Linked DNA regions of Homo sapiens: region 1 is linked to region 2. A link is a loop called in an ENCODE intact Hi-C map of the cell type or tissue named here. Cell type or tissue: mammary epithelial cell. All regions are shown on one strand. Links, peaks and the distances in the headings refer to the core of each region. The heading gives the core; the rest is flanking DNA.

Region 1 (15,329 bases), core at 3,479-11,478, 180 kb after region 2:
CCCACAGCTGTGTGACCGCCCTGCGGCTCCGCCCGCAGCTGCACGTTCGTCCCTCGGCTCCGCCCCCAGTTGCTCGTCGGTTCCCTCGGCTCCGCCCCCTCGGCTGTGCGTCTGGCCCTCAGCTCCACCCCCAGCTGCGCGTCCGTTCCTCAGCTCAGTCCCCAAGCTGTGCGTCCTTCCCTCAGCTCTACCCCCAGCTGTGCGCCCGCCCCTTGGTTCCACCCCCCTCCCCAGCTGTGCGCCCGCCCCTTGGTTCCACCCCCCCCAGCTGTGCATCCGTCCCTTGGCTCCGCCCCGCACTGTGCGTCCATTTTTGACTCCGCCCCCGGCTGTGCGCTCATCCCTCGGCTCCGCCCCCGGCTGTGCGTCCGTCCCTCGGTTCCGCCCCCGGCTGCGCGTCTGTCCCTCGACTCGGCCCCTCAGCTGTGCGCCACTTTCTCTGTGGCCCACAGTACCTCCGTCTCCGCCGCTTCACACCCTTCTCTTTCTTTCTCTCTTCAGAGAGGGTTGTTGGGCAGGCAGAGCATCCCCCGAGGGGACAAGTCAGGCCTACGGACTCCTGGAGCCAGGACCTGCCGTAGGCTGGTTAGGGCAGGATGCGCCCTGTCTTCGTGGGTAGAGCCACATGAGGGGTCACCCGACCCCCTCAGGGCTGAGGGGCACAGGGGCCGAAAGTGTGGCCGCCCCTGGGGGTCTGCGCCTCTTGTGGAGCCCAGGCCTGGCGCCCAGGTGGGTGGAGTGTGGAGGGGGCACAGGCTGCACGACCCCAGCCTGGCCTCGGGCTTGCTGGGAGTCGCGTCTGTGGCCGGAGGGGCCTTTGGTGTCACCAGGCCTCTGTCAAACCCCAAGCCGCATCCTGGGAGGGCTGGGTGGGCTGAGCCGCCCGCTGCCGTGAGGCCTCTTTGACCTGCGCTCCTGGAGGACCCCTGACTTCTTGGTTTCGCTCTGAATCTTCCATTTAAAGGAAGAGGAGCAGGTTTTACCATCCGTGTGGCCTGATTTCAGCAGTTTCCAGTCAGGGCTAGTCATTTGCTTGTTTTAAAAACATTCCGTTACAATTTCCACTTCAGTATATTTGTGGCACTTTCATTTGGTTCATGAAAGTCGCTTTTATGATGGAATTTTATAAAAGCACAAAGCTTCCCATTGTACGTTCCGTTTCTGAAGATTCTGTTTACACACACATCCGTTTCAAAGAGTTTTGGAGGAGCAAAGTGGGACACGGTGTTGAGGAAGGACAAGACCAGCCGTCTGGTTACAGGCTTGGTGCCGCCTTTCTCATAAGAGGCACAGTCCGCATGGGCTGGACTGTCAAATGCATGTTATAAAGATGATGTTTTTGGTAACTTGCGAATGGAAACGGGTGCACGGTCGGTTTGGCTCTCCTGCCCTGAGATTTATTAGGTTAAAGGAAACTCGACTGGAGAGCCCGGGGCCTCGCGCCGCTTGCGTCTGGCGAGTTGTTGAAGTGAAGTCAGTGGCGCTCTGCACCTTAGCCTGGCCCAGGCTCCACTGTGGCGTCCACTCTTCCTCCTCTGACAGTCATGTGTAAATATTGAGGCCCGTTTGAACTATCCCTGTGCGGAAAAAAAGGCCTGTTTTTCACAGGGCTGCCTGGGGAGGAGGGGGGTGGAAAGGAAAACAGGCAGGGGACAGACGGACCCGGCCTGCGTTGGCCTGGGGTGACTTCACGGCTCCACTGTCAGCAAGCGGCCGTCCCGTGGTGGATCCTGTCCGCCCTGCGAGGACACCTGGCTCCATCCACACCTGGGCCTCTGTCTCCAGCCGCCGAGGCCGTGACACCATGAGGATCATGTGAGGAGGGGCAGAGAGAGGCCTCCGGGAGGCCGTCATTCCAGCCCTGCCTTCCCTGCCTGGGAGGACGCTGCGGCCGCCACCACCTGGACGGGAGTGGCCTGTCGCAGCTGCACCCTGCGTGGGCTCGTGGCTGCCACGCTGTTTCTTTACACCTTTCTCATATCCTTTCCAGAATCTATCTACCGCCGGGGAGCCAGAAGATGGAGGAAGCTGTACCGTGCCAACGGCCACCTCTTCCAAGCCAAGCGCTTTAACAGGGTGAGTGGCCCCCTTGGGACTAGTCCCTCAAGGGGCCTTTTGTTACTTTTAAAAGCAAAGAGAGAGGAGGGGAGGCACGTCCCGCTGAGCCCAGGCTGGGCTCTTTTTGGCGCCCGAGGGCAAGGTTACAGAAATGCTTTCTCTGGTGCAGGATGAGGCTTTGACTAGGGCTGTCTGAGGCGGGAAGTGCCCTCCGGGCCTTTCCCTGCGTGGTGGCTGCCCAGTGAATGCTGTCTGTGTCTGCCTGGCTGTGTGACTCTTATCAGGGCTCAGGGCTCACTGGCCTGAGGCCCCAGCCTGCCTGCATCCAGAGTGGGGCGGCCGCATTCCATCCGCATGTAGCGCCAGGGTGTGTGTTTTCAGCCGCACACAGTGTTGCCTAGTAGCTAAGAGTCTCCGTGAACCCTGGAAGCTCCTTCAGCCCCATCCCTGCTTGGGCCTCTGTCTTCCCAGCGGCCACCCACGGGGGCCCTTTCCAGAGGACACTTAGCTTATTTTCCTTGTTTCTCTTTATGATGCTTTTCTAGTTCCTATGAAATGGGTGATTCAGATGCTTTTGTAATTGTTCTGTTTCACAGTGGAAGGGGAGGTGTCTGGGTGTGCCTTGGTGGCCCTGGAGTTGGTCCCACACAGGGAGTGTCTTGGGGGTGCGTGGAAGTATACAGGGCCTGTCCCCACTGCGGGACTCCACACAGAGCCCCTGACAGCCCCTCACAGGAGCGGTGGCCCTGGGGCTACCTTTGCATTCCACACTCACCTGCCACGTGGCCTCACGTGTCAACCTCCGCTGGGTGTACGGCACCTCTGTCTCCTGGAGCGGCCTCAAGTCACCTGCCCCTCCTTCTACTCCCATGGTCTGCCCTCTAGACCATCAGGAAGTTCTGTTCATGTGAGCCACTCCTCCTGCCCCTGCGTGTGCTCGGTCCCTGTCATGTGGCAAGAGTGGGTCTGGACTCCCATTCCTCTTGGGGCTAACACAGGTGAGGATGCAGGACAAGCTCCTGAGTGACTGAAGAGGGGTGTGGTGGGAACTAGGCTCCAGGAGATGAGCAGGTCAGCACTAGGAAGACCTGGACATTGCCTGGAGAGCCCAGAGGACTTCCTGGAGGAGGAGGCATCTGATCATACTGCCTGGGAGGTCAGTGCAGAGGAGATGCCAGGAGCACCGAGGATGTGGCAGGCACGGGAGAGTCCAGCCAGTGTCTGGGAGGCCCTGAGGACGAGGTTGGGGACACCAGGAAATGGGGAGCCTAGGCGGCTGTGTGCTTAGGGCAGGTGGGTGTGGGTGAACAGGCAGTTTGGCTCAGGCTGGGACTCAGGAGAGTGTGGCTGGAGGTGGCCACATTGGGAATATCTGTGGAGTATGGTGCCAGGGAGTGTTGCAGCACAGAGATCCCGTCCGCACCCCAGCCCACCCTGGCCGCCTTTTCTGAGGACACACGTTGTGAGTCTTCTGGGGCTGCAGAACACAGCACCACTAACTGGCAGCTTAAACAATGGAAACTTGCTCTCCGGCAGTCTGGGGCTGGAAGTCCAAAACGAAGGTGTCTTTATGAGTCAGGGTTCTCCAGAGGGATGGTACCAATGGGATGCATGTACATGAAAGGGAGTTGATTAGGGAGAACTGGCCCTCGGGCGCACAAGACGAAGTCTTACGATAGGCCAGCTGCAGGCTGGGGAAGAAAGAAGCCAGCAGTGGCTCACTCCGAGTCCAAAAGCCTCAGAAGCAGGGAAGCCGACAGTGCAGCCTTCAGCCTCTGCCAGAGGCTCCAGAGCCCCCGGCAAACCACTAATAAGTCCCGGAGTCTAAAGGCCCAAGAACCTGGAATCTGATGTCCCAGGGTAGGACGAGTGGCAGGAAGCATCCAGCATGGGAGAAAGATGAAAGCCAGAAGACCCAGGAAAACTGCTTCTCCCACCTGCTTCCGCCTGCTTTGCCCCAGCCGCACTGGCAGCTGATTGGACGCCACCGCCCACCCACATTGAGGGTGGGTCTTGCCCTCCCAGTCCACTGACTCAAATACCAGTCTCAGGGCAGCGCCCTCATAGACACACCCAGATGCAATACTTCACCAGTTCTCTAGGCATCCTTCAACCCAGTCAAGTCGGCGCCTGGTGTGACCCATTACAGTGCCGCAGGGCTGCGCCCTCCTTCCCCCGCAGCCACTGGTAGCTGCGGGCAGCCTTGTTCCTGTGCTGGCAGAGGAACCACTCACCTCTGTTTCCGTCTCCACATGGCCTCCTCTGTATCTGTCTCTTCTGTCATTCTGCATGACGGATTAGCCCAGAGTGAACCCTACCCACCCAGTGACATGGGCCAGGGCTCCGGGCAGCACAGGGTGTGGCCTCTCACTGTGCAGCTTTGAGGAGAAAAGTCCATTCTGCCGATGGCAGGTGCAGACCATAAGTGACCCTCCCCCTCCCCACCACCACCAGTGAGCAAAAGCTTTTCCTTTCCTTCCTGCAGACACTGGAGGAAAGGGTGGCAGGTGGACCCACCACAGCCCCGCTCTGCTGTGGAGGTACAGCCCTTCTGGGCGTGTGAACGAGCCAGTTTCACAAACACAGAGGCCAAGGCGAGAGTGGCCCGAAAGCCTGCAACCTGACTGCTCAGGGAGGGCGGCTGCCCTGCAGTTCAGCCTGTCCGATTCCCGCCTAATTGTGCCCGGGCTCTGATCTCGCCACCTGCTCGTAACGTTCTCTGTCCGGACCTCAGAGCCGCTCCATGTAGTGCTCACTTCATGTTAATTGCAGGACCACTCAGATCACCTCTGCTGTCACTTAAAAGGGGCATTTCAGGAGGAAAGCACTTGGTTTTGTGTGAATCAGTAAGACTTAAAGGGGAACAAGCACCCAGGAGAAGAGAGACTTTTCCGTCCTCTTTGTTGGTGAAGCGAGGATGAAAGAGTGGGCATCCGTCGCTGGGGACTGGGCTCCCCGCCCAGCTCTTTCTGTGCACTTGAAAGCACTGCCCTTGGACTTTGAGAAGGAAGCGTTCAGTGGGGGAGCCAAAGGGAGAGAGCCAGCGAGGTTCTGAAGAAGGAGGTGAGGAGGGGCTGCCTCCTCCATGAAGGATGGTGCCGGGGGTGGCAGGGAAGCCCACTCAGTGGAACAGAACTGCTGGGTCAGAGCTGGCCCAGGGCTGAGCACTTCTTGCAGAGGAGGGAAGGGATCCTCCAGTAAATCCTGAGGAGGTGATTGGTTAATTATCAGCCCAGGAATGGGGGGTGAGGTGGGTAGGAATCCAGGCTGCTGGCTCCCATCACAGTAAACGGCAGGTGGATTGAGGTTAAAAAAAAATCACAGGGCCCGGCGCAGTGGCTCACGCCTGTAATCCCAGCACTTTGGGAGGCCGAGATGGGTGATCGCTTGAGGCCAGGAGTTCAAGATCCATCTGGCCAACATGGTGAAACCCATCTGTACTAAAAATACAAAAATTAGCCAGGCGTGGTGGCACGTGCCTGTAATCCCAGCTACTCAGGAGTCTGAGGCAGGAGAATCACTTGAACCCAGGAGGCGGGGGTTGCGGTGAGCTGAGATTGTGCCACTGGGCGACAGAGTGAGACTCCGTCTCAAATAAATAAAAAGAAGAAACCTAGAAGCTGTGCAGATCTCTGGAGAAAAACCGGGCAGTGAGGACCAGAGGGTCTTTAGACTCAGCCACACAGAATTTTCAGATTTTTTCAGTTTCCAAATTAAATGCAAAAAACATACAGGAAAGGGGTTTGTAGCACGTAAAACCCAGAAGAGATCCAGACATCTCACACTTAGAATTGAAGAGCTCCTACACAAAGGCTTTTGGTAAATGCTGGGACCGAGAAGCTGAGAACCGGTGTGAATGGTTAATGAAGTAAGACTGTAATTGTTTAGAGATGAGGACAGCATGACCTCCACAGGTGATCAGGGAAACACAAGACATTTTCTCTGTCAACATCAAAGATGTTAAAAGTAATTAAAGCCGGCCGGGCGTGGTGGCTCACGCCTGTAATTCCAGCACTTTGGGAGGCCGAGGTGGGTGGATCACGAGGTCAGCAGTTCAAGACCAGCCTGGCCAAGTTGGTGAAACCCCGTGTCTACTAAAAATACAAAAAAAGTAGCCAGGCGTGGTGGTGGGTTCCTCTAATCCCAGCTACTCGGGAGGCTGAGGCAGAGAATTGCTTGAACCCGGGAGGCAGAGGTTGTAGTGAGCCGAGATGGCACCACTGCACTCCAGCCTGGGCGACAGAGCAGGACTCTGTCTCAAAACAACACAAAACAAAAACAAAACAACAAAAAAGTAATTAAAGCCCAGGGTTGCTGTCATGGGGTCTGCCAACCCTGGGGATGTGGGACAGGCATGGACCCTACTCTCTGGAAATCACGCAGAAATGTGCAGCGATGTTCCCATCCTGCCTCTCTTCAAAAGAAATCACCCGTCATTCGGAGGTTTGTGTATGGGGAAGATCAGCTCAGCATTATTTTTACAAGCAAGAGTGGGAATCGTGTCTGGAGTTAGCTACTCCCTTTGCTGTGAACAACCCACTCCACCACGTGGGGTATAAACCATGGTAGGGCCACGTCTCTGAGCTGTGGCTGCTGGAGAGCCCTCTGCTGGTGGCACATAGGGCACAAGTGCCGCAGGGACAGCTGGGTGGATGGCCCAAGACTTTGGCCTTTATCATGAGTGGACAGAGGAGTGACCACTTGGGTCCCTGGAGAAGAGGCTATAGAGAGTGAGGGTGGGGAAGGGAGATCAGAAGATGCCATCCATGAGCAGCAGTGCCTGTCAGATTTGGTCCAAGCAGTGCCCTCAGGTGGCTGGCAGAGGCCAATGCAATTCCTTTTCAAGCCAGCATCAAAGAATTCCTGATGATAAATAAATCAGGCATCTGAGCTCGCAATGGAAAACCACAAAACACAGTGGGAAGCAGGATATCCTGAGTCCAAGCTGGTAAAAGCCCAGACAGAGGCTCCAACCATCAGAATAGGTAAGGGTGTGACAGGTCTAAAACATGAAAATGGGCGATTGAAAATATGAGCAGGAGGCCGGGCGCGGTGGCTCACGCATGTAATCCCAGCACTTTGGGAGGCCGAGGCAGGCGGAGTGCCTGAGGTCAGGAGTTCGAGACCAGCCTGGTCAACATAGTGAAACACTGTCTCTACTAAAAATACAACAAAAATTTAGCCAGGCGTGGTGGTGGGTGCCTGTAATCCCAGGTACTCGGTAGGCTGAGGCAGGGGAATGGCTTGAACCAGGGAGCTGGAGGTTTCAGTGAGCTGAGAACATGCCACTGTACTCCAGCTTGGGTGACAGAGTGAGACTCCGTCTCAAAAAAAAAGAAAGAAAATGTGAGCAGGGAGGCCAGGTGCAGTAGCTCACACCTGTAATCCCAGCACTTTGGGAGGCTGGAGCGGGCAGATCACCTGAGGTCAGGGGTTCGAGACGAGCCTGGCCAACATGGCGAAACTTTGTCTCTACTAAAAATAAAAAATCAGCCGGACGTGGTGGCAGGTGCCTATAATCCCAGCTACTCAGGAGGCTGAGACAGGAGAATCGCTTGAACCCAGGAGGCGGAGGCTGCAGTGAGCCAAGATCGTACCACTGCACTCCAGCCTGGGGAACAGAGCGAGGCGCGAGGCTGTCGGAGGGAGGGAATATGAGCAAGGAACAAGTTGGCAGCATGTAAGACGTACTTAAAACGTTTTTACCCATTAATCTATGAATTCCTCTGAGTTTCTGAGAATGGAAACTTGGGGTTTAGGTTTTATTTTTTTAATGTCACATTTCCTGAAATGTTACTATTCAAATATAGATTTGAAACAAGAGCTTTTGACAGAGCTTGGGCAGCCTCACTTACAAAGCACACACGTGAGGTCTCTGTGGTGGGTGCCAACCCTTGGCAGATTCACACTGCCCTTGTCAGCAGATGTCCTGGCCTGACCCCAGGTAAGGGTGGCTCCCCACGGAAAGGAACCTTGGTCAATTTGTTTTTTGTTTGTTTGTTTGTTTTTCTTTTTCTTTTTTTTTTTTTTTTTTGAGACACAGTCTCACTCTGTTGCCCAGGCTGGAGTGCAGTGGCGTGATCTTGACTCACTGCAACCTCTGCCTCCTGGGTTCAAGTGATTCTCCTGCTTCAGCCTCCCGAGTAGCTGGGATTACAGATGTGCGCCACCACGCCCAGCTAATTTTTGTACTTTTAGTGGAGATGGGGTTTCTCCATGTTGGTCAGGCTGATCTCGAACTCCTGACCGCAAGTGATCCGCCCGCCTTGGCCTCCCAAAGTGCTGGGATTACAGGCATGAGCCACTGCGCCTGGCCAATCTTGGTTAATTTGTAAAGATACCTGGTGGCTGTGAATTTGGTCTTAACTAGGACCGTAGTGTTGCAGAGTAAGATGTTAAATGGTGACCTAGAGAAAGCCAAACACATTAGGCACATTATACCAAAAGAACTTGACTTTTAAATAATGGTTTTAGAAATGGAAGCTGGTGTTCTTCTGCGCTGTGGACGCGGAGGAGAATGGAGCAGGTCTGCACAGCCAAAGTGCCTCCTTTCACTCCAGGGTCCAGGCATCCAGCAGCCGAAGCGCCTCCTTTCACTCCAGGGTCCACACATCCAGCAGCCGAAGCGCCTCCTTTCACTCCAGGGTCCACACATCCAGCAGCCGAAGCGCCTCTTTTCACTCCAGGGTCCACACATCCAGCAGCCGAAGCGCCTCCTTTCAATCCAGGGTCCACACATCCAGCAGCCGAAGCGCCTCCTTTCACTCCAGGGTCCACACATCCAACAGCCGAAGCGCCTCCTTTCTCTCCAGGGTCCACACATCCAGCAGCCGAAGCGCCTCCTTTCACTCCAGGGTCCACACATCCAGCAGCCGAAGCGCCTCCTTTCACTCCAGGGTCCACACATCCAGCAGCCGAAGCGCCTCCTTTCAATCCAGGGTCCACACATCCAGCAGCCGAAGCGCCTCCTTTCACTCTAGGGTCCAGGCATCCAGCAGCCGAAGCGCCTCCTTTCAATCCAGGGTCCACACATCCAGCAGCCGAAGCGCCCTCCTTTCAATCCAGGGTCCAGGCATCTAGCAGCCGAAGCGCCTCCTTTCAATCCAGGGTCCACACATCCAGCAGCCGAAGCGCCTCCTTTCAATCCAGGGTCCACACATCCAGCAGGTGCCGACTGGGGCAAAACTCCCAATGCCGGCATTAAGCTAGATTGGCCCGGAATCAGAGGTCTTGGGTGGGATGCCCCCTCTCACCCATCCCTCCTTCGAATAGAGCCCACGGTCCTGGTGTGGCTCTGTCATGGCTGGGCTGATGTAGGTAGCATGTGCAGAGGATGTGGAGTCGGCTCCTTTTTCCTGTGACGAAGTTGAAAGCGATGATGCATGTGTGTTTTCTTACCCGATGCCCACTGTGTGCTGGGCACTGTCCTAGGTGCTGGTCATCCGGCCCCACCCAAACAAGTGGGCTGTGTGGGCGGGGGGAGGGTCCCCGGGCCCTGACGTCCCGAGCAGGCTCTTCTGATGAGCAGGAGAGTCCCGTAGAGGGTCTGGACCCCCTTTGCTCAGCCGCACCTGATGCCCACATGTGCTGAGGGTCCCGGTTCCTCACGTGAACTCAGTGCTGTATTTTCTCTTCAGTCCCGTTTCCTCACGTGAATTCAGTGCAGGCGGTTCACAGTACACTGTATTTCCTCTTCTTTTTTTTTTTTTTTTTTTTTGAGATGGAGTCTCACTCTGTCGCCCAGGCTGGAGTGCAGTGACGCAATCTCGGCTCACTGCAAGCTCCGCCTCCGGGGTTCACGCCATTCTCCTGCCTCAGCCTCCCGAGTACCTGGGACTACAGGTGCCCGCCACCACACCTGGCTAATTTTTTGTATTTTGTAGTAGAGACGGGGTTTCACCGTGTTAGCCAGGATGGTCTCAATCTCCTGACCTCCTGATCCACCCGCCTCGGCCTCCCCAAGTGCTGGGATTACAGGCGTGAGCCACCACGCCCGGCCTATATTTCCTCGTCTTAACTCAGGTGTGAGGTGAGCTCTGTAATAGGAAGGAAATTTGTGAAAAATGGTAAAAGAGGGAAAAGCATATGAAAGGGCTGTGTCTGGAAAGAATCTGAATTGGAGGCTCTGGGCACATGGTGACAGTGCAGATGCACCCCTTTACTCCCAGGAACACTTTGGGCACTTAGGCAAGGCAGAAAATGTCCAAGCAGGTCCCGACAACATTCATTCTCATGCCTTTTGTAACATTTAAACGTTCATGAAAACATCGCCAAACAAGCTGATAATTACCATCATTTTGGAATTGTTCAGAACCATGAAGAATAAAGAAGGATCATTTAAAATCTTGAAAAATACTGAACAAAGAATACTAAGATAATTGCAGGCTGCCATGTAGCAGTTCAAGATGTTCATGAGTCCGAGTTCCCCTTCTCTGAGGCTGTCAGGAGGAGGTTCTGTTTGAATGAAGGTCAGGCAGGGGGTACCCCCACACACTCTGCTTAGCCCTAGACGGGACCCCAGGCTGCTCTACGCAGAGCGCAGCAGGAGCTGCAGCCCCCCAGCCCCTGCAAGCCACGGGGCCTTGCCTGAAGCAGCACCTCGTCACCCCTGCCCGATGGCACCTCCCCTGTGTCCCCTCATGCAGAGCAGGGTTCCAGGCCTCTCCTTGGGGCCACTGGTTCCCCCAACCTTGGGATAGACCCAAGAGGAGGCTCTCAAGCTTGGGCAAGCCTGGCGCCCGGAAGGGACAAGGTGCCGGGGCCACCTGTTGCCCGGCTCAGTGTCCTCTTTTGAGAAGGTATAGGTGTGGAAGGCCCTGCCTGTCCTCTCCGCTGGCCCCTCAGTGTGGCCTGGGCCTGACGCTCTGTTCCCACCTGCAGAGAGCGTACTGCGGTCAGTGCAGCGAGAGGATATGGGGCCTCGCGAGGCAAGGCTACAGGTGCATCAACTGCAAACTGCTGGTCCATAAGCGCTGCCACGGCCTCGTCCCGCTGACCTGCAGGAAGCATATGGTGAGTGGCAGGGCTGGGGAGGCCCGGGGGGCACGGGCGGGGTCGGGGCGTGGCAGCCAGCCCATTGTCCAAGCAGACCTTGGTGACCCTGGGTTCTTCAAGAGGGGCCGTGGTGCCGTCCTAGCTCTGGGCTGCAGCGTGAGACTCAGGCGGCAGTCTTGGATAGGACCCATCTTCCTGAGCCCCCACAAGCCCCCGGCACACTCTGCTCATTGGGGCATGAGGCTCAGGCAGCAGGCTCAGGTAGGACGTGGTACGCTCTGCTCAGTGGGTCGGAGGTAAGGTTCATTCATACCCCAGTCTTGAACCAGCTCTTAAGGACTGTGGAGGTGAAAGCCAGGTCTGACCTAGTAGCATTGGGCACGCTGAGGCTCCGAACATCTGGAGCCTCTCCCTGGCATCCCCCCTGGGAAGCCATGCCCAGCCTGTGATGAGGGCGGCACCTTCCCTCCGCCATCCCCGAGTGCTTGGACTTGAAGCATCCAGGCCTTTGGGGGCCTTATTGACTTTTGCTTATTGAAGGCTGCCTCTGGCATTTCCGTGTGGCCCCCTGCATCCCACTGAACCACGGGGGTGAGGCCTGGACTGAACATTCAACTCCCTGGGCCCTGCTGCAGCGTGCAGTGGGTGTGTCTGGGGAGGGTGGCTTGTCTGCATCTTGCTGTGGCATGGGAGGAAAGGCGCCTGTGGCAGTGACGTGCCCTCTCCTCTGTTACGGGATAAAGACAGAGTCTGGATCAGGGTGTCACCCCAGGATCACCAGCCACAGGGATGGGGGACCACGCAGGCTGGTGCATGCGTTGGCACAGTCCTTCCAGAGGTCCTTCAGCTGCATCTGCCAAAAAGCCTGTAATGCCCTTTGACCTCATAGGTCCACTTTAGCGTAAGCAAATGAGACCGGCCCCAGAAATGTGGTCAGCTAGAGGCGGAGGGAGGCCAGAGCCTGCCACCCAGCTGACCACCAGTACTGGTGGCTCCATTATGACATATCTGCAGGCGGAACCCAGAGGCCCTTAGAATGGCCCCCTGATGCTTGGTTACTGACAGGATGCAGCTTTGGGACAGGGGAGATGACCAAGCATTGTGCAAAATATCCCGTTGTATAAAGCACTTGGTGGAAAGGTCATGGCCTGCAGTACCGAGTGGCCACCTCCGTCTGCAGAATCATAGGTAATGTTTATGTTCTTTATCTAATTCAGTAAAATAGCATAACAATTAGATTTTTATATACTATATTACAGTATACCCATTGTAATGTGTAAATATGTAAATCATAAATAGTCTTGAAGTGGCCAGGTGCAGAGGCTCACACCTGTAATCCCAACACTTTGGGAGGCCAAGGTGGGAAGATCACTTGAGGCCAGGAGTTCAAGACCAGCCTGAGCAATATGGTGAGACCCCATCTCTACAAAAAAAATACAAAAATTAGCCAGGCATGGTGGTGCGCACCTGTAGTGCCCGCTGCTCTGGAAGCTGAGGCGGGAGGATTGCTCGAGCTCAGGAGGTTGAAGCTGCAGTGAGCCGTGATCGCGCCACTGCTCTCCAGCCTGGATGATGACAGACTGTGACCCTGTCTGTAAAAAAAAGTTCTTAATTTTAAAAAGTCACAAAGTGTTTACAGAAGCTACATTGTAACACCTGCTCTAGCACTTGGTCATGCTGCCATCTCTGTGTCTCTCCGGCAGGATTCTGTCATGCCTTCCCAAGAGCCTCCAGTAGACGACAAGAACGAGGACGCCGACCTTCCTTCCGAGGAGACAGATGGAAGTAGGCGCTGCTTTCTTCCGGCCGGGTAGAGCCTGGGCATCACCTCACCCTGCTCACCTCTGCCTTCTAGCCACGAGTCCTTTCTCAGTCCCATCTGCTCTGCAGGGGTCATTGTCTTCAAGCCTGGCCACCCTTCCCTGGGGCTGGGGATGAGGCTCTCCAGGGCCTCCTCTCAATCCCCGGCAGAGATGAGCAGGGTGAGCTGGCCCTCCCTGGAGGCTGCTGGGCAGGGATGCCTCCGTGAAGTGCTGTTGTGGTTGCCCAGGGGTGCAGAGCCTCTTCCTCTAACCAGCTCCGGGAGTTCTCGAAGGCACTTAGTGCAGCAGCCACCATGGCCGGGCACCTCCCACAATCTGGCTGCTGCACAGAGCTGAGCCCTATCTGGGGAAAGCCTGGCGAGGTGGCTGCTGCACACACAGCGTGGCAGTGGCATGGTCCTTGGATTTTTGTGAGGTTTTGTTTGTTGTGGGGAAGGACTTGTTTTATTGCTAAGAAGCATTCAGAGAGAGATCTCAAACACCAGTTGGACTTACAGCCCAGGTTTGAGCCTCCACACCTGCACCTCTGCACGGGGGTGTGAGAGCCTCACTTTCACTTGATGCATGTGAGTTCTGTCTCATTGGGAGACCACAGAACATAAAGCACTTATGAGACCACAGAACATAAAGCACTTAGTTCACACAGTGCCTCACGCAAAAGAGATGCCTCACAAACAACTGCCTGCCCACCTGCTCCTCCACCCACCTATCCTCTATACAGATATTCATCCGTACATCATCCATTCACCCACCTAGCCAACCAACCAGCCCTCATCCAGCCAACCAGCCATCCTCCACCCGCCCATTCTCCATCCATCCACCACCTATCCATCTATCCACGATCCATCCATCTCGTCATCCAGCCAGCCAGCCAGCCATCCTCCACCCACCCATCCTCCAGCTATCTTCCATTCGTTCATCTGTTGTCCACTGACCTCTCCATCTATCCATGTATCTATTGTCCACTGACCTCTCCATCTATCCATCTATTGTCCACTGACCTCTCCGTCTATCCGTCTATTGTCCACTGACCTCTCCATCCAACCGTCTATTGTCCACTGACCTCTCCATCTATCCATCCATCTTTTGTCCACTGACGTCTCCATCTATCCATCTGTCTGTTGTCCACTGACCTCTCCACCCATCTATCTGTTGTCCACTGACCTCTCCATCTTTCCATCTGTTGTCCACTGACCTCTCCATCTATCCATCTATTGTCCACTGACCTCTCTATCTATCCATCTATTGTTCACTGACCTCTCCTTCCATCTATCTGTTGTCCACTGACCTCTCCATCTATCCATCTATCTTGTCCACTGACGTCTCCATCTATCCACACATCTGTTGTCCACTGACGTCTCCATCTGTTCATCTATCTGTTGTCCACTGACCTCTCCACCCATCTGTCTGTTGTCCACTGACCTCTCCATCTTTCCGTCTATTGTCCACTGACCTTTCCATCTATCCAGCTATTGTCCACTGACCTCTCCATCTATCCATCCATCTATTGTCCACTGACGTCTCCATCTGTCCATCTATCTGTTGTCCACTGACCTGTCCACCCATCTGTCTGTTGTCCACTGACCTCTCCATCTATCCATCCACTGTCCACTGACCTCTCCATCTATCCATCCATTGTCCACTGACCTCTCCATCTATCCATCCATCTATTGTCCACTGACGTCTCCATCTGTCCATCTATCTGTTGTCCACTGACCTGTCCACCCATCTGTCTGTAGTCCACTGACCTCTCCATCTTTCCGTCTGTTGTCCACTGACCTCTCCGTCTATCCATCTATCTATTGTCCACTGACCTCTCCATCTATCCATCTATTGTCCACTGACCTCTCCATCTATCCATCCATCTATTGTCCACTGACCTCTCCATCTATCCATCCACTGTCCACTGACCTCTCCATCTATCCATCCATCTATTGTCTACTGACCTCTCCATCTATCCATCCATCTATTGTCCACTGACGTCTCCATCTATCCATCTGTCTGTTGTCCACTGACCTGTCCACCCATCTGTCTGTTGTCCACTGACCTCTCCATCTTTCCGTCTGTTGTCCACTGACCTCTCCGTCTATCCATCTATCTGTTGTCCACTGACCTCTCCATCTATCCATCTATTGTCCACTGACCTCTCCATCTATCCATCCATCTATTGTCCACTGACCTCTCCATCTGTCCATCCACTGTCCACTGACCTCTCCATCTATCCACCTATTGTCCACTGACCTCTCCGTCTATCCATCCATCTATTGTCCACTAACCTCTCCATCTATCCATCCATCTATTGTCCACTGACCTCTCCATCTATCCATCCATTGTGCACTGACCTCTCCATCTATCCGTCTTCTATCCAGGCCTCCATTCATCCCCCATCTAGTCATCCTCCATCCATCCACCAGACATCCACTCCTGCCCCTACCCACCCATTCACTAGACACC
Region 2 (15,329 bases), core at 2,618-10,617:
ATCCCACAGAAGAACAAGGGATAGCCTTAAACAGAGATGTCACACCAAAGAAGATACAACTTGTAAATGGGCCCAGGGAAAGACACGCAATCTCACTGGTGATCTGGGAAACCAAAAAGCAACATCTCAACAGCAGACCGTGGTGCAGGCCCCCCAGACAAGCAGCCCCGGGCCGTGTGACCTCGTGCTCCTGCGGATGTGAAGCAAGGCCCTCAAGCCCAGTGTGGCCCCGTAGGACCCTCTGTGACCAGGCAGAGCTGGGCTTCTGGGCTGTCCAGTAGGGCAGCCGTTGCCCACAGGTCGCTATGGAGCATGTGAAATGTGGCCCTTGTGGAGGAGGACCTGAATTTTCACTATTATTTAATTTGGATCAATTTAAGTTTAAATAGCCAGATGTGGCAGTGACAGCCACGCTGGACAGCACAGTCTTGTACACTGTTGGTGGGAGTGTAAACTTGCACAACCACTTTGAAAAAGAACTCGGTGGGCTAGGCGAGGTGGCTCATGCCTGTAATCCAGCACCTTGGGAGGCTGAGGTGGGCAGACAGCCTGAGTTCAGGAGTTCCACACCAGCCTGGGAAACATGGCGAAACCCTGTGTCTACAAAAAAATACAAAAACTAGCCAGGTGCGGTGGTGCGTGCCTGTAGTTCCAGCTACTCAGGAGCTGAGGCAGGAGGATTGCTTGAGCCCGGGAGGTCGAGGCTGCAGTGAGCTGTGACTGCACCACTGCACTCCAGCCTAGGCGACAGAGACCCTGTCTCAACATAAAAAGAACTCACTTTGGTATTAGCTGATGCCAGTGAGGCTGGCTATGCCCTGTGATGCAGGCATGAGCCCCAGCCAGGTGCCCTGTGGGAACTCACACACAGGCCAAGGGGCAGTGCAGAACGGCCTTCGCAACAGTGTGTACCACGAACGCTCCCAAGTGTGCACTGGCAGAAGGACGGATCTAGAACCCGAGGCTCTCTCAGGAAAGGAAACGCCACGCAGTGGTGAGGACAGGAAGTGCGGCTCACACCGGAAGTGCGGCTCACACCGGAAGTGCGGCTCACACCGGAAGTGCGGCTCACACAGGCTGTGGAGAACCGGCCCAGCTCCGCGCTGAGCTGCAGGGCGTGCGGAACGCGCACCACGCGAAGACAGACAGGAGGAGGACGGAGGTTTCTGGATCTCGATGCGTATGTGGGAAAACGATCAAGAGAAGCAAGGAGGAGACGCAAGCGATTCCCGATGGCGGCGGGCTGCAGGGCAGGAGGCATGGGGAGGGCAGGGCCCGCCCGTTTCTCGGCACCTCTCCCCGCTGGTGCGCGTCTAACAACAGCCACAGCTGCAGAGCTAGACAGAAGCCCCCCGCAGCCCGGCCCCTCCAGGGGGCACCGCAGAGCCTCTTCCCCGCCCTGTGCGGCTCCGCCCGTGCTGGGCCTGCTGGGCCAATGCTGGAGGTGCCTTCAAGTCTTCGGTTAGCGTCAACGTGAATGTACATTTTCGTCCACTCCAAAAACAACACTTAGTGGCACATAAGAATATTTTCTTGCTTAACCGTCACTTAACATCGAAGGCCTAGGAAAATTCTCTACTTTCCAGCCCTCCCCTGGGCCCCTCAGCCCCCTGGAATGCTGCCCTGAGGCCCTCACCGCCCGCCCACCCTGGCTTGGCCTGGCAGCCTGGCTCACCTGCGGGCTGCTCCTCCTCCTGCTCCTTGTCCAGCTTCTCCAGCTCCTTCCGGCTCTGCATGTCCGCCTGGGAGGACTCCGTGCCCTCTAGCTGCTGCTCAGAGAAGCTGGTGGCGGCTTTGTCATACAAGCTTTTATCTTCGTAGGTCAGGAGACTGCTCTAGAGAGGAGAATCAACATCCTGGCTTGGGAGGTTTCCCACCTCCTTTTCCCAGTCAGCTGCCGGAACTCCCATGAGGACAGGCCGTGTTGGGGGCTGGACCCTGGCTCCAGCGTGGCCCCTCAGCTGCCTCCTCGGCTGCCTGCTCTCGTCTCACCCATCCTGGTTGTGGGATCACAGCAGCAGCTCACCCAGAGACTCAGAGTCACCCCTCAGCCTCCCTCACTCCAGGCCGGGTGGGCATGGCTGTGCTGCCCCAGCCTGGGAGTGTGAGCCACATCTTCCTCTTGGTCCAACCCTCCTTCCTCCTTGGCTGGCTAGAGGCTGAGGCTTCTCTCCACCTGAGCCTTGGGACACCCATACCCGTGACAGGACAAGACGCGCTCACACTTGGAACAGGTGCAGCTGTGGCCATGGAGTGCACCTGTCCAGTCCTCCCACCCCCACACCTGGGGCTTCAGAGATGCGTCGGGGGAGGCTGGGTCTCCTGGGGCCCTCGGGCCTGGAGCTGCTGGCCAGCACCCCTGCTGCTACGTGCCTGAGAAAGGGAGTGTCCTGCTGCTGCTGCCCCTGAGGCCAGGTGACTGCAGGTGTCCTACAGAAGAAGCTGGTCTCTTCTGCTTAGGCTGATTTGAGGAGGCCCCCACACTGCCCTCCTTCTCCCAGGCCCACTGTTGATACCCTCATGTTGTCACCTCTGTTCACCCACATGGGACTGGATTTGGGGGGCAGGTCCCCACACTCCCCCATGGCTGAGTGGCACACTCACTAATTTCAGGGCAGACTGGGAGTCGTCCATCTCACAGGGCTCTGAAGCTGGCAGGAACTTGAAAGTCGTGCCCAAGCCCCCAACGTTGGTCAGCGTGATGGTCCGAGACGTGGTCTCTCCTACCACGTAGCTGCCGAAGTCAATGAGCTCCTTGTCGAGGGACAGCTGCCAGAGGACATGGAGTGAACTCAGGGCCACCGTGCCAGGCCCACAGGGTGCCCAGCGTGAGGCCTGCACGTGGCTCCAGGCAGGGCTGCCCTGAGCATTTGTGCGCGTTGTGCACTGCACAAGCAGGTACACGATTCAACCCAGAAATCAGGTGTGTATTGCTCATGACAAGGTGTGGCACGCGAGTCTGGTTTTAAGAACATCAAGGCAGGAGCCCCCTCGCCACGGAGTAACAAGGGTTCAGTGAGAGGACGCAGGGCCCGGATGCAGGGCCTAAACAAGGAGCCTGGACACGGGGCTTTGGAGGTCCTGAGGATGGATGGTGTCATTCCTGGGTGAGGTCAGCTGGACTCTGGATACAGGGACCCAGGGAGCATCCTTCCAGAACGGGAGCACGCCCTCCATGGGGGTGCCTCACCATGCCCGCTGTGGGCCACAGGCCACAGAAGCTCTGGTGCTGGCTAAGGATGCAGGCCCGGGCCATACCTCGGCTCTGCCCAATGGCCCCTCCTCGGGAGGCTTTTCTGGGCTCTGAGTTTGGAGGCCCAGGGGCTCCCCACTCTGTGCTCCTGCTCCAGGGGCAGGACCAGGGGCCACCGACGCAAATGGACGTGGTTCGCAGAGGGCGGTCGGGGTCCAGCCAAGGGAGGCCGCCTCCTTCCCGCCTGCACCGCCTGGGTCCTGTTCTCCCCTTGTTCAGATGGGGTTTTACTGTTTTTACAGTCCCCAGCCTGGACGCTCCCCTGGGAGAAGCAAGCCCCTGCTCAGGGGAGCCGAGGGTCTCGGTGCTCCTGTCACAGAGGAGCACTTGACACTGCAAAGACCAAATGCGGGAGAGGCCGGGGCAGCTCTGGCCAGGACACCTGGGGCCTCGCCGGGCACGTGCTCCATGATGCTGATCCGGAGTGGAGCAGGCCAGTACCAGACTCCTGCCGGGCTCCCAGGCTGAGCAGGAGGGAGCCGGAGCCTGGCTGTCTGCGGGGGGGCGGGGGACTTCCTGCTGCCCCTGGCCCTGGTGCTCGGTGTCCTGGGCCTGAGTCTTGGCTCACCAAGAGCCCGCACAGCCGAGTGCCGGCCCAACCGTGACCGCTCTGAGGAGAAGGCGGCAGCCACAGGGCAAGGAGCTGCTCGGGTGCCCTAGGACGGCAGTGGTCCCTGCATGAACCCAAGCGGGGCCACTTGAGTGCCAAGAGGAAGGGAGACTAAAGTGACTGGAACACACCAAATACTCAAACACTGGTGAGCCTATGAAGAAACTGAGAGGAAAACACTTCTCTCTCTGCCACCATCGGTGACTCTCATCCCAACCCCTCTCCACGGCGACACGCGGTGAAGGAGGAAGCACGCGACAGAGAAAGTTACACAGGTGCTCATCAAAGGTGGCTTGGGGCCAGCGTGGCCTGGATCACGGGTGACCATGAGGGCGTCTGCTGATCTTCCTGGGGTGGGGGACATAGCGCGCCTCTGCCCTTCGCCTGCCCCGGCTTGTTCCTCCTCTAGTGTAAGAATGGGCCTCTTCCTGCCCCGCTGACGCAGGCTCAGGCTGTGAGACTTGCCTTGACCTGAGAATTCTTAGGAGATAATGACGTCCCCACTGTCCTCTGGGAGATGCTCGTGCTGCCGTAGCTGCCACTCTGGAGTCCAGCCTGGACGGGGCTGGCCGCAGAGGGCTTCACACTCGCGGCTGAGCCAGGAGCCGTTTGCTGTGTGGCAGGTGCGGTGCGAGCTGACCAATTACTCGGCGGGGGCCGGGGGGACAATGATGTGTGGGTTCCTGGTTTACTGGAGATGCATGCTGAAGTTTCTGAGGGTGGAGTGTTGACATTTTACTAATGTACTTTGAAATGGATCAGCAACAACAGATATAGCAGTTGATGGACCAAGCAAAGGTGTCCGAGGCCGACAATGTGGAGTCTGGGAGGATGCGGGGTCCGGGTTGCAGCGCGTGGAGCCTTGTTCTGCTGTTCTGTTTTCCTCTATGCTTGAAATTTTTCTTAGTTAAAAAGAATCAGGCGGGATCCCCCCAAGAGCTGCAGATGAATGTTAAGTTTTCCTGAGCCACAGGCCCTGCAGTCTGGGCTCCACACAGAGCAGGGTTTGTCTCATTTTTCCAGCACTGGTCCGAGTGCCCCACGTTCGAGACCCCACCTAAGGTTCGGCTCAGGCCCACCTGAGCTGCTGTTGGAAGAAGGGGCTCAGCCCCTGGTGAAGATTGGAGCTTCCACCTGGTCCCCCCGCCAACCTGCACCCCCTCCCAGGAGATGCCGTCCCCCACTGGGGTTCCCAGCCAGCATGCCCCGAGAAATGCTGGCTCGGACACCTTTGAACTCACCGAACATTTCTTTGTTGAACATTTCAGTGGAACTGAAAACTCGCCCGTCTGAGCCAAAAATGAGATATTTCCTTCTAGATCCTTGTTTATCTAAAACATAAAACAACCCCCACCACAATACACTTCTGCAACTTTTGTGTGTTTTGTTTTTTTTTTGGACAGGGTCTGGCTCTGTTGGCCAGGCTGGGGTGCAGTGGCACCTGCTCGATTCACTGCAACCCCCCTCCACCCACCCCCACCTGGGGTCCAAGCGATCCTCCCACCTCAGCCTCTCCACTAGCTGGGATTACAGGCATGCGCCACCATATCTGGCTAATTGTATTTTTTGTAGAGACGGGGTCTCGCCATGTTGCCCAGGCTGGTCTTGAACTTCTGGGCTCAAGCGACCCTCCTGCCTTGGCCTCCCAAAGTGCTGGGATTACAGGCATAAGCCACCACACCCCTCCCTCCTGTAACTTTAGCCTGTTACATGTGCCGTGGCTACCTGGGCCAGGGCCGCCTGCCACCTGCCCAGCTCGGGTGACCCCAGGGGAAAGAGTCAGTAGAGGGCATCTCAGGAGGGCTGGACACTAGCTTCCTGGAACATCCCAGCCCTCCCGACTTAGACCCGAGAGTGCACGCCCTCGGCCACTAACCCAGAGGAGCTGCGCCGCGGTTCTGCCCAGCATTCAGGAATATGTTGAGTGTATTTTTGGAAGTAAAATAGCAAAACAGGGGCCTGCGTGATCCTCACTGAGAGGCCAAGTGCATCCTTCCCCCATCATGTTCTGCGCCACCATGCCCGATCACAGGCTCCACCCACCACCACCTCCCCTTCGAGAGAGAACGGGCCCCTCTGACTCACCATCGGCTTGAAGGTGACAAGCACTTCACAGGACATTCCGGCTGACAGGGGGCCAGGGGGGTCAAAGCTGCAGGACGTGACCCATAGCACACGGGGGTTAGTGCTGCGGAGGGCAGACGCTCGCCTCACCACCCAGAGCACAGTCAGGCTGGGCCTCCTGGCCTCCTCCCCATCCCGGGCCTGGCCCCCTGCCCAGCCGCCTTCACCCCGGGGAGTGCTGGATCTGCTGCATTCCCTGCTGCCGCCAGTACCTGGCAGGCAGGGGGCGCTCCAGTGTGTGCGAACGTTTGTGGAGTGAGGGAGTTAATCACTGAAGGCGTGAGGCAAGTCCCCAGGCCAACTGCCAGGAAATGGGACCCCATGGGTCGGAGAGGGCCACAGTTCCCCTGGGCACAGGTGCCAGGCCTGGGACCGGGGCTCTAGGGCTTTGATACCAATATGGGACCAGGGGGCTGTGGGCAGGAGCCAGGAAGAGAGCTGGAACTGGGAGTCCTGAGACAGCTGGGACCCTCGGGACCCTCTCAGCCCCTTTCAGGGAAAGAACCACAAAAATAGCCCCTACTGCACAGGCCACTTGAGGGAGCTGGTCTGTCTTGGCCCAGATCAGGGTGAGGGAGCATCTCCCCAAGGAATTCCTGACGCCAGGCTGATTTCACAAGGTTGGATTTTACCTAATGTGCTTGGTTTAGAAATGCACAAGCTAAAATTTTAATGTAAAATGTGTCCCTGGCTGGCAACATTCCCACGGCACCAGCAGAAGCAAACCCAAAGCTCCTCCAATTGGGAGGGAAATGCTTTGGTGCCGACTGCACAGAGCCCGGGATGGAGCTGCCGGGGAGAGGAGCAGAATCCGAGAGGGTGGACGTGCGTGCCTCACATAAACCAGCAGCAGAGTGCAGGGCCGAGCTCCAAACCCTTCAGATGACAGAAGCGTGGAGTGGGGATGTTAGAGGACGTATAGATAAAATGGTTAGAGACAGAAATAGAGAATTCCAGACGTGAGAAAAGAACAAGACACTGTCAAGAAATGCAGACTCATCCAAAACAGAACTTGGCATTTTTAGAAATGAGAGACAGGGCAGCTGAGTAAGAAACTTACTGAGCAATTTCAACCGTTGATTAGCAGCACTAAGGGGACAAGTGGTGAACCGAGCAGCACCTAGAGCACCACCCAATGCGAAAAAGAGACAAGAAATTTCCAACCCGACGGGGAGGTTTCAAAAGGAGGAGCAGGAGGGCAGAGCCGGAGAATGAATGGGGGAGGGGCGATGCCTGGGGAGCTGGGGCTGAGAAGTTCCCAAAATTGTTCAAAGATCTGAATCTTCAGATTCAACAGCACAGTGAGGTCTAAGAAAAATCAGCCCACACCAGACGCACAGCAGAGCTGCGGGACATTAAGGATGAGAGAATCTCAGAGCAAGCAGGCGGAAAGCCAGGTATCCTCCAAAAAAACCAGCACCTGGACCGAGGCCACCTCCCACTCCAGCAACAAGAGGCAGAGGGCAGGAGAGTGGTGGCCTCAACCTGTTGAGAGAAAATAACCGTCCATGAGAAGTTCTCATCCCAGCGTGGGGAGGAATGCCTCGGTGGCTGAGAGCACAGCGACCACCTAAACCCACCTCTGCACGCGCCCTCCAGAAACCACATGGATCAATGAGAGAAACAGGCGGGCTGCAGAAATCCCATGCCTTCAGCATGACTAGAGGACACAGAACCCTCCAGACTTAAAATTAACCATAAGGTGAAAAGTAAACACCAACCTCCAGCATGCATTCTCCATGCCCGCCTTCACAGAGAGCTACGAAGGTCTGAAAAACTGCAGGGAAGAGAGGAAGGAGACGGGAACAAAGACCCTAAGACTGACCTAAAATCAGCTCCCCAAAGAGAACATCACAGCCTCCACAAGAAAATACCAAGTCCCAGTGAGTCAGTGCTGATCTCAGGGAGGGGCCATCAGAGCCCACGCGCCCCTGGGGGCAGCCTCAGGAAGATGCCTCGTGGGAGAAGAGGAGGCCCCTCTGGAGCCTGGGCAGCAAGGGGGGAATGAGGATCCTGCCCTTGCTGACCCTCTTTTGAGAAGCTGCACTTCACAACGCTCGCGGGAGTGGAAACTCCTGAACTGGGAATCCGAAAGCCATCCTGGACCTACAAACCTGTCCACAAAGAGAAAACTGGCAGGAAGCAGGAAGTAGAAGAGAAAGAACTTTCTTAAAAATAAAGTAAGTTAGGCTGGGTGCTGTGGCTCACGCCTGTAATCCTAGCATTTTGGGAGGCCGAGGTGGGCCTCGGATCACCTGAGGTCAGGAGTTCATGACCAGCCTGGCCAACATGGTGAAACCCCGTCTCTACTAAAATACAAAAAATTAACCGGACGTGGTGGCAGGCGCCTGTTATCCGAGCTACTCAGGAGGCTGAGGCAGAAGAATCGCTTGAACCCAGGAGGCAGAGGTTGCAGGGAGCCGAGATTGTGCCACTATACTCCAGCCTGGGCAACAAGAGTGAAACTCCATCTCAAAAAAAAAAAAAAAAAAGTAAGTTACTAAGGAGCAGAAGAAAAGAGAAACATTGCAGAAAACATGGAAAAGGCCGTCAGAGGGAAAAATGAAGAAAAATAAAATAAAAGAGAAAAGAAGAAAATGGGCCAGGCACAGGGGCTCACACCTGTAATCCCAGCACTTGGGGAGGCTGAGGCAGGTGGATCACTTGAGCTCAGGAGTTTGAGACCAGCCTGGGAAACACAGTGAAACCCTGTCTCTACAAAAAATAGAAAAATTAGCCGGGCTTGGTGGCACACAGCTGTGGTCCCAGTTACTCAGGAGGCTGATTGAGGCAGGAGGATTGCTGGAGCCTGGGAAATTGAGGCTGCAGTGAACTGAGATCGTGCCACTGCACTCCAGTCTGGGTGACAGAGCAAGACCCTGTCAAAAACAAAACAAAGAAAAGGAAAGCAGAAAGCATTAAAGGCAACCAGAAGGAAAACATCAGACACCAAAGACCAGCAAGGAGGATCCAAAACACAGGTAAGTGGAGTCTGCAAGGAAGCAAATGGAAACATTGTTACAGAGTGAAAGCACGGCCTTAATTCAGGGAGGCAGTGCTGAAATGAAGACAGCTTTCACCTTGACACTGAAAACACTGGCTAATTGCCAGGGAAAACTTATCAGAATGGTCAACATCAAAACATAACAATACAAAAGGAAACTCTGACAAGGTGTGGTGGCTCATGCCTGTAATACCAGTACTTTGGGAAGCCAAGGCAGGTGGACCGCCTGAGGTCAGGAGTTCGAGACCAGCCTGGGCAACATGGTAAAACCCGGTCTCTACTAAAAATATAAAAATTAGCCAGGCGTAGTGGCAGGTGCCTGTAATCCCAGCTACTGGGGAGGCTGAGGCAGGAGAATCTCTTGAATCCAGGAGGTAGAGGTTGCAGTGAGCTGAGACCGCGCCATCGCACTTGCACTCCAGCCTGGGCGACAGAGCAAGACTCCATCTCAAAAAAAAAAAAAAAAAAAAAAAAAAAGGCAGCAAAACAAAACGAAGAAAAACAAAAGGAAACTTGGGCAGCCAGGCAAAGTTCCAGCCATTCGTGAAGGGAAATGGGCTCGGTCTCGGACGACTTTGACACAAGAAGACAGAGGAGCCCCCTCTACAAAATCTTCGTGAAAATCGGACCTGAGGGCTTATGCCCATATAGAGCCTGTTCCAGCCGTTCTGAACATGAAGGGACCTATGAACCTCCTGCTGTCCCTGCACCGCGTCCCTCCCTGTCTGAGCCGTCCTCTTACTCAACGTGGATGAAGTCCCGGAGGTGCTCCTCCACGCCCACCAGCTTGCAGTAGTTGATCGTGTAGGTGGTGTTTACCAACGTGATCTTTTTCTTGTACACTTTGCCAATATCAAAGTCCTGGGAAAGGCCGAGGTAGCAGCTTCAGAGCGGGTCACAGGGGGCTGTGCTGTGAGCACCGAGGCAGCTTTGCCTCAAGGTAACCGCTGGTGAGCATTTGCCAACTAGGGAGAGGTTCCCAGGGAACAATTTCCAAGGTTTCTCCCAGAATCGAGAAGGCCCCTGGGGTGCATGAAGGACAGGTCTGGGGGTGGAACCTGTCACATAAGAGCCTTCGCCACTTGAGGCAGGACAGGGCCTTGCTGGGGCCCGCAGGTGGGAGTAAGAGAAAAGGCTCAGACACTGTGGGTTCCAAGGTGGGTCCCTGACTCCATGGATGGACTTGAGCTGGGGTCAAATACAGGAGCCCACAGCCTGCTCTGTCTTGCAGAGTTTGGCAGAGGCGTCCAGGCACCAACCTCAGCCTCACATGTTCCCACCCTGTCCCTGCTACATCCCTGTCCCGAGGTTCAGGGGACCCCCACTGCCCCAAGTGGCACAGGGCTTTCGGGGCCACGGCACCCCCATTGCTCAGACTGGCGTCCAGCCCTCCATGGGGATGGGGCCCTCTCCCTCCACCTCCTGGAAGAGAAGGTCCACACTTGGGCCTGTGCCTCCTGAGGAAGCCCCCGGGTTTTCCAGCGTTAAAAAGCGAAAGGCAGGCCAGGCGCAGTGGCTCATGCCTGCAATCCCAGCACTTTGGGAGGCTGAGGCGGGCAGATCGCCTGAGGTCAGGAGTTCGAGACCAGCCTGGCCTACATGGTGAAACCCCGTCTCTACTAAAAATACAAAAATTAGCCAGGCGTGGTGGCAGGCGCCTGTAATCCCTGCTACTCGGGAGGCTGAGGCAGGAGAATCGCTTGAACCCAGGAGGCGGAGGTTGCAGTGACCTGAGATTATGCCGTTGCACTCCAGCCTGGGCGACAGAGTGAGACTCCATCTCAAAAAAAAGCAAAAGGTGTCAGGGGTTGGGCTGCGGCAGGGCTCCCCTGCTGTCCTGTGCTGCTGCCCGTCCCGTTCCTGGCCCAGCTGCGGGCTCACCTGGAAGTGGAGGAGCTCCGGTTTGCTGTTGAAGGGGCGTCCTTGGAACTCACGCCCCCACACCACCTGCTTGTGGACCACCCTGCTCCGCAGCCGCTCCACCGTGCGCTCCAGGATGTCCTTGTCCATCTTTGTCCCGCCCACGGGCTTTCGGTCCACGTCCTCCTTGGGCACCTGGGGGTCACAGAGACAGAGGCTGGGGCTGTTAGCGGCTCCACCTGGGCGGCGCCGGTGGCAGCTCGGAGGCGAGGGTAGCGGTTAGCAGAGCACGGACAGCCCAGCCCCACCGGCTGCCACCAGCGCTGGAGCTGGGAAGAGCCCCATGGCCCGGGGAGTTGCTCTGAGTTGCTCAGAAAGGCCCTGGGGACCGACTGACTTTCTGCTCCATTGACAAGGCAGGGACCCCTCACTTCCAAAAAAGAGGAAACCAGGAAACAAGAGCAGACAGCTCCAGATTCAGGTGGATTTCTGGGAAATGATGTGGAGGGGGAACTTTCCAGATTGTTAAATCAGGACAAGAGGAAGGTTTTGAAAGGTTCTGCAGGAAGCAGTTTTCTCGAGCGGGCAGTGTCAGCACACACTGGGCTTTCTCAGATGAAAAGCCGCTTCCCTGGCCAACACCAGCAACCAGGAAGATCAGAACTGGAGTCCTGAACTGTCCCTTCAGAAGCTGCTTGGACTCTGCGTGGGTCCTGGCTCTGGGCTGTGGGCTGTCCCTGCTGGTGCCCATGCCCGGCAGCCGGGCAGCCTCCTCCCTGGCTTCCCGGGGTGGGGGGGGCACTTGGCACCCTCCTCTTGTCCAGAGGCAGCCTTCTCCCTTGGGTGTCCCCAGTGGGCAGGTGGTGGCTCTGCCTGGCCTGTCTTGTTCACCACCCTGGTCAGCCCGGCATCCCCAGAACCAGCAGAACCAGGTGGCTTTTGCCCTGACAGTAGAGGTGGCCAATGCTTACAGAAACCGGGCGGCGGGCATTGCCCTCCCACGTGGGACAGGGCCACAGCCTGAGCCACACTGCTGCAGAGACCGTGTCTTGCTGTAACTGCTCTTTCAGAGGCAGAAGGACCCCAGCGCCAGATGGGGCATGTTTCTTACAAAAGGCCGTCAAAGAAAGTTTGCACGCTTCTTCTAGAAAGATGCTTCTCCAATAGTACACGGAGTAGCTCAGAGTCATTCCCTCAGCCTTTCAGCTTTGGAGCCCCACCGTCCCTCCCCGTTACACCATGGTGACCGAGCTGTCTGTCAGGGGGAGCTTGGGGTCGTCGAGCACGCGTGGTGCCCTCCAGGCTCCGCGAAGAGGGAAAGGCATGAGTGTGGAGAGGGAGGCGGGGGGCGTCCACACACAGGAGAGGGTGGCGGGAGATGGCAGGCACAGCCAGGAGAAGCCTCAGAGCAGCTGGTGTGGCCGGGGCAGGCGTGGGAGGTGGCGAGCCGGCGACAGAGGGCCGGGGTCCGTCTGCAAGCGTCTAAAGGAGCAGGAGCTGATACCTGGTATGGCTTGTAGTCTTCATTCCAAAGCCCAGAGATCTCGGGCTCAGCTAACGTTTCCTCCTCTGAGCTGGCCCCGGGGTCCCCCTGGATAAGCTCACTGGAAACGACTTCCAGCAACCGAGAGGGCCCGGGGCCTGCAGCAGCCTCGTAGTCCTGCAGTCGGGGAGAGGAACATCGCAAAGACACGCTCATGACAGAGAACAGGGAAGAGAAACTCGGCCCAGCCCCCGCCGGTATGGCCCGCTGCCTGCCCCCGTTCTTCTGCCTCACGTACTCTGCATGGAGATAGCGGTGCACACGGTTTTGTAACTTTTTCTACTTGAAATATAAGTATTTTAATACATTATTAAATATTTTTCTACAATGCTCAGAAGAGTCTGCAAAATATTTCCTTTGATAGGAAAATGTTCTAATTCACGGACTGGCATCCTTGGCGCCGATCCTCAGGCACTCATCTGTTCTCATTTTTTTTTTTTTTTTTGAGACGCAGTCTTGCACTGTCACCTGGGCTAGAGTGTAGCAGCGCGATCTCAGCTCACTGCAACTTCTATCTCCCGGGTTCACATGATTCTCCTGCCTCAGCCTCCCGAGTAGCTGGGATTGCAGGCGCCCGCCACCACACCCAGCTAATTTTTTGTATTTTTAGTAGAGATGGGGTTTCACTATGTTGGCCAGGCTGGTCTCGAACTCTTGATCTCATGATCCACTCACCCTAGCCTCCCAAAGTACTGGGATTACAGGTGTGAGCCACCGCGCCTGGCGCAGTTCTCATTTCTGTGGATATAAGCCATGCCCGGGAAAAGCCCCAGGCTGACCCCAGGAGGATGGCTGTGGTGGTTTCCTCAGAATGAGTTTGGGGACGGAGCCTTGCCTATCTGCTCTGGCTCTGTCCCAGGCCTGCTGGAGAAGGGGGAACTGGGCCGGGTAGACAGGGTTCTTCTTCCTGGGGACCGTCCTATGGAGCGACAGACAGGAAGTCTGGACGGGGCCAGCGCATTGCTGTTACTGTGACCTGTATAGTGCCACAGGTGGTGCCACAGAAAATCGCAGGGAGCAGCTCACGGGTGGGGGTGGGGGCAGGGGAGGCTTCTCTGGAGCAAGGAGGCGCAGCAGGGTGCTCCTGGCGGAGGGATCGGCGGGTGCAAAGGCCCCGGCGTGAGACGGGCAGTGAGGGGTGGATGGGGCAAAGGCTCAGCCCAGGCACTGGGAGCCTGGGTAGCAGGAAAGGACCTTCTCTGGTGCCCTGAAGGGCACCGCAGAGACCCTGTGGAGGCCAAAGCTGAGGCAGCCCAAGGCTTTCTCTTTCCCAGCAGGGCATCGGTTGCAGCAGTGACCTTGACCTTCAGGTTTTGGGGTACACAAGGGCAGAGACTGCAGCACTGTGCCAGACTCAGGAGAGGACCATCGTCCCTACCCCACACCTTTAGGGAAAGGTAAACTAGAAATACATTCCCCCAACTGAAGCCAGTTGCCTGCAGCAGCAGTGGACACCAAGCAGGCCCTGGATGTGAGTGAGTGAGTGAATGAGTAAGTGAGTGAATAAGTGAATGTGTGAGTGAATGAATGAATGAGTGAATCAGTGAGTGAGTGAATGAGTGAATGAGTAAAGAATGAATGAGTGAATGAGTGAGCGAATGAGTGAATGAATGAGTGAATGAGTGAATGAATAAGTGTATCAGTGAGTGAGTGAATGAATGAGTGAATGAGTAAAGAGTGAATGAGTGAATGAATGAGTGAATGAATGAAGAATGAGTGAGTGAATGAATGAAGAAAGAATGAGTGAGTGAACGAATAAAGGATGAGTGAGTGAATGAATGAGTGATAGGAAAGCTGTCCTCTAGGTGCTATCAGGAGTGCTTTGTAGCAGGGTGATCCCAGGCATGTGGTCTGAACGGCTGTGCACATCTCCCTGGCAGGCGGCTGACCCAGCTCTACAGGGCCAGGCAAGGTGGTCCCAGCCTGGTGGGCAGCAACACTGCTGGGGGTGACGCAGGGTCTGGTGGGCACACCGAGACCAGGAGGACACTGGACCCTTGCTGGGGATGCTGCGGCCATGGGCCTCTCTCATGTGGTGGGTCCGTAGTGTGTCTTGTCCCCTTGTCCTTGAGCTGAGTGGCGGCCACTCAGCGGGCTCAGCAACCCCCTGCAGGTGGCCATGGTGCTGAGGTCCTCAGAGGATGTCTCACCACACCTGAGCCCTGAGGCCCCACCTGCCCTCCACAGGTGTGCGGCTTCTGTCTACAGGAAGGCGTTTTGCTCACCAGTGTGTACGTGTTGGTTGGGACTGTGGTCTTCTTGCAAAAGTCAGAAATGTAGTTCCAGGTCTTGTCCCTCAGGGTCAGCCGGTGCCTGGCACTGGTGGGGGGATGCTGTTTCTTCCTCTTTTCCTCCTCAGCCTCCTCTTTCAGAATCCGACTGATGATCTCCTGCTTTCTGAGCTTCTGCTCCTCCTCAAAGGCCCTGCGTGGAGTCGCTTCTCAGATGAGTGCAAGAGGTCCCCTGCCTCCACCTTGCCCCAGATGAGACAGTGCCCGGCGGCCCCTCCCTAGCGCCCTCCTGGGGGCTCCGGTCCTGCCCAGCAGCCCCAGGTGAGACAGCGCCTGGCGGCCCCTCCCTAGCTCCCTCCTGGGGACTCCATCCTACCCAGCAGGGCTCTTGGGGTGGGAACTTCCTGGTCCTGGAGCTAAACGCAAGCTCCAGTGGGAAGCAGATGGGCAGAGGCCAAGCCAGAGGTTCCAGGCTTAAACCCCAGCCCTGCCCTGCCCAGTCCATCCCTGCCAAGCCCAGTCCTGCTCAGTCCTGCCCAGCCCTGCCCAGCCCTGCCCAGCCCAGCCTAGCCCTGCCCAGCCCTGCCCTGCCCAACCCAGCCCTGCCCAGCCCTGCCCAACCCAGCCCTGCCCTGCCCTGCCCAGCCCAGGCCTTCCCAGCCCAGCCCTGCACTGCCCAGCCCTGCCTTGCCCAGCCCTGCCCT

What was found. Hi-C counts contacts between places; a loop is a spot of excess contacts. Peaks named below come from ENCODE experiments on the same cell type or tissue, not always from the same donor. Only the 100,000 strongest peaks of a DNase experiment are listed, where the experiment ranks them.
Region 1: it touches region 2 in a loop (9-fold over the local background); 3 of 110 quality-filtered maps call a loop at or near these places.

Annotation. Positions count from the first base shown.
Region 1 is chr1:2,133,272-2,148,600 of GRCh38, forward strand. It overlaps PRKCZ (protein kinase C zeta), which reads left to right. Exons shown (of 18, transcript NM_002744.6): 5 at 1,991-2,076; 6 at 10,939-11,070; 7 at 12,756-12,837. Among named protein-coding and RNA genes, the nearest start is that of PRKCZ-AS1, 43 kb to the right of the region's middle. RefSeq lists a silencer at 1-346 and enhancers at 1-792, 3,643-4,591, 6,687-7,270. In mammary epithelial cell, for the core only: a CTCF peak has its summit at 6,839 (motif pointing left); a DNase peak (open chromatin) is centred at 6,960; H3K27ac peaks cover 482 bases.
Region 2 is chr1:1,954,016-1,969,344 of GRCh38, forward strand. It overlaps CFAP74 (cilia and flagella associated protein 74), which reads right to left. Exons shown (of 39, transcript NM_001304360.2): 11 at 14,620-14,818; 12 at 12,356-12,511; 13 at 10,873-11,046; 14 at 9,734-9,852; 15 at 5,949-6,015; 16 at 5,105-5,194; 17 at 2,605-2,769; 18 at 1,676-1,835. LOC107984872 (a long non-coding RNA gene) reads left to right here and starts at 3,353. Exons shown (of 3, transcript XR_007065354.1): 1 at 3,353-4,138; 2 at 4,349-4,486; 3 at 4,887-5,015. RefSeq lists enhancers at 3,635-4,275, 4,276-4,915, 5,861-6,566. In mammary epithelial cell, for the core only: a CTCF peak has its summit at 6,204; a DNase peak (open chromatin) is centred at 6,206; H3K27me3 peaks cover 313 bases.